Linked DNA regions of Mus musculus: all the other regions are linked to region 2. A link is a contact called in ENCODE Hi-C or POLR2A ChIA-PET data. All regions are on one chromosome and are shown on one strand. The core of a region is the stretch at or near the end of the contact, and the rest is flanking DNA. Distances in the headings are between cores, read along the strand shown. Region 1 holds the start of Med15 (mediator complex subunit 15). Region 2 holds the start of Klhl22 (kelch-like 22). Region 3 holds the start of Scarf2 (scavenger receptor class F, member 2).

Evidence for each region. A loop is a pair of places that touch in the nucleus more often than their neighbours do. ChIA-PET counts read pairs that join two places held with the same protein, here RNA polymerase II (POLR2A).
Region 1: POLR2A ChIA-PET joins it to region 2 with 32 read pairs in Patski. The contact joins the promoter of Med15 here to the promoter of Klhl22 in region 2. A Hi-C loop is called at or near these places in 1 of 37 maps with a recorded cell type or tissue (heart). POLR2A ChIA-PET finds 5 or more read pairs at or near these places in 2 of 5 experiments (Patski and embryonic stem cell).
Region 3: a loop to region 2 is called in a map of heart, with 2.2 times the contacts of the local background. The contact joins the promoter of Scarf2 here to the promoter of Klhl22 in region 2. A Hi-C loop is called at or near these places in 7 of 37 maps with a recorded cell type or tissue (T-helper 2 cell, heart, left cerebral cortex and 2 more). POLR2A ChIA-PET finds 5 or more read pairs at or near these places in 4 of 5 experiments (Patski and embryonic stem cell).

Annotation. Positions count from the first base shown.
Region 1 is chr16:17,721,525-17,724,224 of GRCm38, forward strand. Med15 (mediator complex subunit 15) reads right to left here and starts at 1,423. Exons shown (of 18, transcript NM_033609.3): 1 at 1,232-1,423. The coding sequence starts at 1,299.
Region 2 is chr16:17,758,366-17,761,065 of GRCm38, forward strand. It overlaps Klhl22 (kelch-like 22), which reads left to right and starts at 1,256. Exons shown (of 7, transcript NM_001359068.1): 1 at 1,256-1,329.
Region 3 is chr16:17,795,966-17,798,665 of GRCm38, forward strand. Scarf2 (scavenger receptor class F, member 2) reads left to right here and starts at 1,317. Exons shown (of 11, transcript NM_153790.3): 1 at 1,317-1,562. The coding sequence starts at 1,414.

The sequences.
Region 1 (2,700 bases), core at 173-2,672, 37 kb before region 2:
ACCCTTCCAAAGGAAAAAAACTCCCCAAATTGCCTATTTGGCCTCTCTTGGGTCCCTAATTCATCTCCAGGGACTCAGGGGCCTTCCCAACACTAATGCTGCACCACCTCAAGGCAGACCACGTGTAAAACACTGGAGGAAGGGCCGGGCAGTGATCCCAGCGCTTGGGAGGTAGAAGTAGGCAGATTTCTGAGTTCCAGGACAGCCAGGACTACACAGAGAAACCCTGTCTCGAAAAACTAAAAAACAAACAAACAAACAAACAAAAAACCACGGGTACAAGTTGTTTGCCCAAAACACCCAACACTAACCATGCCAGCATCTGCTCATCCTCATGATGTATCCTTGACTACTTTGCTTCAAAGACCCAGAACTCTCCACCTACAGCCGTCCATCCTGATGCTTTCACAATCATCTGCTGGGAATGGTGGCCTGTCACCCTCCTACTTTTCTCTCTAGAGCTCAATCTGTCACCTACTCGAGGCTGCTCCAGTCTACTCAACTGACACTTTAGCACCCACAAAAATGACTGAGCATTGGCACGACTGTACTGTTTCTTTACAGACAGACAGTACCAACCCTCAGGGGAAAAGCTGTGCCACAGGCAATTTTCTGAACACTTTAGGAAACTCAGTAAAATGGCTAAGTGCAACAAGCACTCTGCAGTGCTCCGTGGGCAGAGGGCATCCCTGCCCTTCACTCCCGAAGTTCCCACAGCTATTTCCTGCTACCCTTTGGCCAAGTTGACACACCTTGTGGAAGAAACCGGAGCACTCTTCTATTCCACTGCCTACAACCCAAACACATCAATCTTCCAATTTACCTTCCTTCCAGCCTCCTCCAACTCATTGATGTGGTTTTCGTTTTATTTATTTATTTTATAAAAGAAGCCACGCGGCACCCGTGTAAAATCTCTGGCTGCCTCATTCTCTTTCTATATTCGGTGCGAATCGAAGCAAAGGAAAATCTGCACACAAATGACGAGGCGGCTCAGGACGATGACTCACTAGCCAGGGCACTAGCTGGGTTTGCAGAGTTCCTCCCCAGAAAAACTAGCCAGCAGTCCCTGTCTGCCGAGAAAGGCCAGAGAGACTCCAGGAGGACCCTTGTACGTCCCCGGCACCCAGCGGACACCGCAGCTTCTGACCAGGGTCAAGAGCGGGTCTAGCCCGGCCTCACCCTCCCCGCCCGGAAGGTCCGACCACCGGTCCTTGCCCCAGGCCACACTCACATTTGGCTGACCAGCTTCTGCCGAAAGGCGGCGCTACGCCAGTCGGTCTCCTGCCCCGAAACGTCCATGCCCGGAGCCCCTACTCTTGTAGCCCGAGTCCCTACCGGCCACCCCCGGCGCCGCCGCCTCTACCACAGCGACAGGCCCGAACCCGGAAGCCGAGCGATCCCGCTACTGGGCCACGCCGGAAGTACAGGAAGAATTGTGGGAAATGAAGTCTTGCTTTTGTATACGCATGCGCGCCACAGAAAGAGAGAGGAAGAGAGGAAGGGGAGAGGGGGAGAGGGGAAGAGGGAGAAGGGGAGAGGGGGAGAGGGGGAGAGGGGGAGAGGGAGACACAGAGGGAGAGACAGAGATACAGAGGCGGAAACACAGACAGAGGCAGAAACAGAGAGAAAGACAGAAAAAAGAGACAGAAAGACAGACACAGAGACAGATACAGAGACAGAGAGAGACACACATGCGGACACATAGACACACACACACCACACACAGACACACATACAGAGTCTATGTATATTTTGTTGCCAGTGTTGGGATAATTGCTAATGTATAACATATTTTTGGTATTTTAAATAAATTTGGTATTTAAATATTGAGATTTTAATTTCTAACATATGTTAAGTGTACATAAGTATATGTACATTCTACAGTCATCAAAATAAAGCTAGTATTTCACCAACAAGCAATGTTAGGTTTAGGATCTCTGCTCATTGAATCATTAAGCTCCATATTTAAAAGGAAAGCAAAAGCATTATTTCTGTTAATGTTTTCTCTGTGGTTCATATTCCTTGCTTCTTAGTGGTGCATCCCTTAATACAGGACATTTTGGTCTAAGTGGATAATTGTTGCTGGGCTTATGTGTCTCGAGTTCACCTTTCAATGTTTATATGATTTAAGTTTAGAGTAGAGATTACAAGGTAACTAACCAATTTTGTAAGTCTTCATTTTTTCCAACAATATGTAAGGCCTCATTTTAGAACTTTGTTTGTCCCAGCACTTGGGAGGCAGAGGCAGGCAGATCTCTGTTGAATTCAAGGCAGCCTGGTTTACATACTGAGTTCCAGGACAACCAGGGCCTATGTAGAGACACATTGTCTCAAACAAACAAAAACAAACAACACCCAAAATGAACCCCAAAATAAATAAATAAATAGACAAATAAAGAAATAAATAAAATACATGTGTTTATTATTATAGAAGAAAGCACCCTTTAAAAAAAAAAACTTTTGGCCTTTGGAAAAGTCTTAAACACAAATGAATTAAAAACTGAGTGTCAGGGCTGGAGAGATGGCTCAGAGGTTAAGAGCACTGACTGTTCTTCCAGAGGTCCTGTGTTCAATTCCCAGCAACCACATGGTGGCTCACATCCAATGTACTGTTTTGGTGTGCCAGAATATCTGAAGACAGCTACAGTATATACATGAAATAAATAAATAAATAAATCTAAAAAAAAAAAAAAACCCCTG
Region 2 (2,700 bases), core at 6-2,505:
TCTTCCTATTCTGCTATTCTGTATCTCTAGAACTTTCTAGTGGGTGACCTGTTTCAGTTGTGTTTTCCGATAGTCAGAAGTGACAAGGGAGTGTTGTCTTCTACTTTTTGTTGGATCTCATATATTTGCTGATGGTATCTCTTGCTAGAATACTTTTATCATGGTCTAAAAGTCTCCAGCAACACAGGTGGAGTCATTTGGTCCAGGGAGCCCTGACAGGTAGAAGTTCACGTGCATTGGGTGCCTCCTTTTCTAGAGGCTGGGTCTTTTCATCTGGATCTATAGCTAGGCCTCCGGGCAGCAATTAGGGTTCCCCTAAAACAGCCTTTCTTTTATTCATTTTCTTCTTCCTTTTTTTCTCCCCCTTTTCATGAGGAGGCTTCCTTGGCGACATCTTTTCTCTTACATTCTCCACCATATTGAAACTACAATTTCCCCCCATCTATCTGTAAGAAGGCCCTACAGCTCCACTCTTGGATTCTGCTATAGGTATGCGCCCCTCAGAGTGTGGTCCTCCTCGAGGTGAAGCAGAGAAAAGTGGGTGTCCCCAGGACAGCTAGGGGCAGGTGAGTTTTGGGACTGGGAACCAGATTTACTCTGGAGTCTCAGAAAAGAGGAAAATCAACACTTGTCCGTACATAAAGCCTTTGCTTGTTTTCACTCTCCACAGCAAGCACCGGACGAGGAGCCTTCCAAAGTCTAAAGTACAATGACAGAAGAAACCAGGGAGCGACAAGGAGGAAATAAGAGGCAGAAGGAAGACCTCAGACAATAAATAGGGCTGTGAGGGAAAGGAAAACAGAAAGAGATAGAGAGGGTGGGAGCGACCTAGAGAGGAAGCAAGGAAGAAGCAAGAAGGAGGGGACAAGTGAGACGATGAGTGAAGTAATAGACGCACGATGAAGAGGGAAGGAAGTAATGCAGGAGAAACGAAGAAATGACTGGGGGAGGAAACGGGAAAGTGAGGGAAGGAAGGAGTCGATGAGGGAGATGGTGAGTGAAAGGGTGTGAAGAGACAAGCCAGTGAAGAAGCTATGAGTGAGAGAATGAGTGAGGGTTAGAATGAGGCCAGGAGAAAGGGAAAGAAGGAGGGCCTAGGTTTGCACCTTCAATAGGCACCTCGAGGGTGGAGCTTCCGGACAGCGGATCCTTCGGAAGAGCAGCCGGGGTCTGACCCTTCAGCCTCTTCCCGCCCCGCCCAACAGCGACCCCCCCTAGAGTCCCCTTGCGCCTGCGCGGCATCCCACGTGACGGAGAGGCTCCGCCCCCACCTCCAGCCTCCCGCCTCCCGCCTGCTGCGAGAGCGGCCTCAGCTTGCGGCAGCACCAGGTCAGCTGCGAGGCATGTACCGTGCGGGCCCGGCAGGCCTTCTTCGCCGAGCTTGTGCTGCACGCGGGGATGGGAGAGGGAGCGGGGATGGCGGAGGGCGCGGAGATCTGGGCCAAGTACCGCGGGCGCCTGGGGCGGGCACGGGCGACTGCCTGACGTGGCGGGGGCTTGGCCGGGCGACCCCCGGGCGTCCGGCGCGGGCCTGGCGCTGTGGCGCGGGCCCGCCGAGGCCTGCGCGTGGCTGAAGCGGACCGTGGCCCTCGCAGCCCGGTTGGTCAGGTTCTGTCGCCAGCCGTGGGTCCGAGTGTGGCCTCTGGCCTGTCCCCGTCCCTCGAAGCTATTCGAGCAGGGATTGCAACAGGCAGCGGGCGGGCCTGGCTGCCTCTCCCGGCGTGACCTCAAGCTCATCAGCCGCGGCTGCGGTTGTTGAGAGAAGCCGGAGAGCAAGCGCTGTCAGTGCAAAATCCCCGGATTGTACTAGTTTAGATCCTGTACAGGCCGAACGAACGGACCTGTCCGGGCGCAACGGGGCCACCTTCTGCCCGCGGCTGCTTCCTAGGGTAAGGCCTGATCTCCGAGATGCTCCTCGTCCGTGCTCTGGGAAAGAAGCCATAGAGCACGTCAACACCTCTTGGATGCTCCCTCCCACCCCCGTGGTAATAAGGACCCGCTCCCTCTTCTGCTCTTCCCAAGCTGCTGTTTTTCCTTTTGTTGCACACCTTACGTTGTGGTTCAGATGCGTTGAGGACAGATACGGAATGGGAGCCCCCACAGAAGGTTGAGGATGCCTTTCCAGTAAATGATTCCTTGAAGATTCCTCTAAAATTTGTTTCAGTGCACAGCTGTTTGTAGTAGCAAACAATGGTAGGGAACCTAGTTTATATGTGTGAGAGGGGCATGAAGTTATAAGCAGAAGCTAAAGGAATGTGTAGAGGAATATCTTAGATCTGCAGTCACCGTAGTCTCCTTAATGTTTTGTCGTTTAAAAAAAAAGAGTGAAGCCAGGTGTGGTGGTCCCTGCCTTTAATCCCAGCACTCTGGAGGTAGAGTTCTGTGAGTTTGAGGCCAGGCTGATCACCAAAGAGTTCCGTGACAGCGAAGGCTGTTAGAAACAAGTGGTCTGTATGTGCACCTGGGTGAAGGTGCTCTAGAGACCAGCAGAGGGCGCCTCCACCCGATGTCAGCGCTGGGAGCTCCAGTTCCGGGCAGGAATAGTTTTGCATTAAGTGCACTGAGCACTCTAACCCCACCTCTTCCTTATAGGCAACTTTGTGATCTTTTTGTATCAGCACTCCGGAGTGGTGGAGTTACAGATCTGTTACCATCCTGTCTGGCTATACCAGAGATTCTGGATGTTGTTGCATTCTTGAT
Region 3 (2,700 bases), core at 67-2,566, 38 kb after region 2:
GCCCTCTGCCGGCTGCCCAGGAAGATATTGTCTAACCTTTCCCTCAAGTCAGAAGCACACACACCTTGGTGGGACCAGGCTGCCAACAAAGGTGTGTGAACTCCTGCAGTCTGGAGCAGTCTGCCTCAGGGTCTCTCCTGCTTTGTCTTTTCTGGACCCATGCAGCTCCAACCATCTCCTGTCTGACCTAGGCTGTGGTAACCATAAGTACTGTGTTCTGCTCTGCCTGGGTGAAGCCAGTGATTCAAGGCAGGGATGAGAGAAGAGCTTTACTGGTGAGAACAGTAAAGGGTTAACAGAGGGCCCCTGCCCAAGCTGCCTCCTGGCCCAGGGGTCTTATCCTTAAGCTTGTGTAGAGACTTGGAGGAAGGATATCTTTAGCCAAGTCCAAGTCGTCCCTAGGATGGACACTGATTCTGCAGCTCCTTTGACAGGCTTGCTGATGTCATACTAAGGTCAGGCTAGAGGTTCCTGGTAAAGGAAGCTTTCTGACTCCGAAGACTTCTGGTTCTGCTTACATGACAAGGCTCACTTTGACAGCTGTTTAGGGAATGAGGTGCTCAGGAGATCAGGAGACAAAAGTGGGTATGGTAGAGACAGAGCAATCTACTTAGTGGCCCTGGTTGTCCTTATGTAGTAGGGGGGTCTCCATTCTAAGCCTTGATTTCACTCTCTGAACTTCTCCTTCTTAGGAGCCAATAGCCTTCTCAAGCTGAATACATGCCCTGGGCACCCAGTTCCTTCCTACCCCTTGAGAGGACTTCTGAGTTTCAGTTTTCATCTCCAGTGTCCCCTTCCCTGTCTTTACCTCCTCATTATATCAAAGACCATCACTGCTTCCTTCTGTTCCAGGCTTTTTCCTCAGAGAGCTCCTTTCCCTAGGTCTCCAGTTCATTCCCACAGGTCTTTGTCTACATCTTGCATGCTGCAGGAGATCAAGAGATGCTAATGGCACACCATAGAACAACTAGGGGTTCTTAGCTCCAGCCGAAGGCCAGTGTGTGAACCGGGGCCTTCTCCAGGACCCCTTTGCTCCCGGGCCTGGCGGCTCCAGGGCTTCTGACAAGGGGGAGAAAAGGCGCGGACCAGGACTCCTTCACAGGATCCCGCAGCTCCTTCTTCCCGCAGTGCTTCGCCGGCTTCCACCAAGTTCACCCCCGAGTTCGTGCATGGCCAGGTGGGGGCGGGGGCCGAGCAAAGAAGGGGCGGAGGCGCGACCGGAGGGTGGGGTCTGGCGCGCGGGGCGGGCGCTGCCGCCTGGCCGGCCGCGCTGGCCCAGGATCAGGGAGCCGATGTGGAATTTCCTGCCCGGCCCGGCGCCCCTCCTGCCGCCCCCCGCCCGGCCTCGCACTCCGCTTCCGGCCGCCCTTGCCGCGGCCGCACCCGCGCCCACCCGCGCCTGCCCCGCGCCTCATGGAGGGCGCAGGGTCCCGGGGGGCCGGGCCGGCGCGGCGCCAGGGAGCCCGAGGGCTGGGACTGCTGCTGCTGCTCTGGCTGCTGCCCGGTCTCGCGGCGCCCCAGGACTTGAACCCGCGAGGCCGCAACGTGTGCCGCACGCCCGGGTAGGAACTGGGCCTGTCCGAGGCGTGGGCGCGAAGCGGGCTGGGGGTAGCGGCGCCCCATTTCAGTCCGGGCCATCTAGGACCTCCCTAAACTGGTCACGCGAGCCCCTCGGGCCTGCCTCGCGTCTTGGGCTCGGTTCCAGGCCAAGCCTGGGCCCTTAGGCTGCATCCGAGGGCCGGCTGGACCAGAAATCACCTGAGGGGTAATGGAGTACTGTGGGGAGCCCCCAGGGGTACTATGTGGTGTCCAAAATGTCAGGGGAGAAGAGAAAGGAGCTACTCCCTAAGCCAAGCAAGGACACTCGGAGGGGACAGCATGTGCATAGGCTTTAGGAGCCAGTGGCTTGAGCCTGGAGTAGGGGTTTAGAAGGGCGAAGGAGCAACCTTGGGCGAGCTGGGCACTGGGACAGTCGAGACTTGGAAGGACAGATTTGTCTTGGTAGAGCGGGCGCGGGGTGGGAGGAAGATGGTGGTGAAAGTGAGCACGGACAAGGCTACACTCACGGTGGACCAGAAACCGGAGTGCTTGAGGACAATGATGGACGCGCGATGGGGAGGACGTGGGAACCCCTGTTGGCTCCTTGTGGGCGGCCACTGGGTGTACGGAGGTGGGTCTCTGAGAGGATCTTGCTAGGAAAGCCGGTGTGGGACAGGCCCAGCCAGAAAGCAGTGGAGCCCGGAGCTTGCGCGGAGGGTGAAGAGCGACGACGGCTGAGTAGGCGCAGAAGCCGAGGGACCTGTCTGCTCGTCGGAGCCACGACGCAGTCAAGGCATCTCTGCAGAGGCGAGGAACCCACGGTGGGGCGCCTCTGCCAGTGCTGGGGAGGCTGTTTTGGGACTCCAGGCTAGGGTCCCGGGGGGCACCCTGGGTCAAACGGCTCCCCGGGGTGCGAAACGTCAGCTAGGGTTTTGGAGGGTCAAAGTAGACGAGGGCTGCTAGCTGACCGCGCGGTTTCCGAAATCGGGTCGAGAGGACACAGACCACTCCCGGCCGCGAGCCCCGCCTCGGAGGCGGGGGGGGGGGGGGGCGCCTGACTAGCCATCTGCTTCGCATCGCCGCCGCCGCCTCGTCCCGGGCCTCCCCGGCCCCAGGAATGCAGCGGCTGAGGCAGGCGGGGCGGTGCCTAGGGAGGGCGGT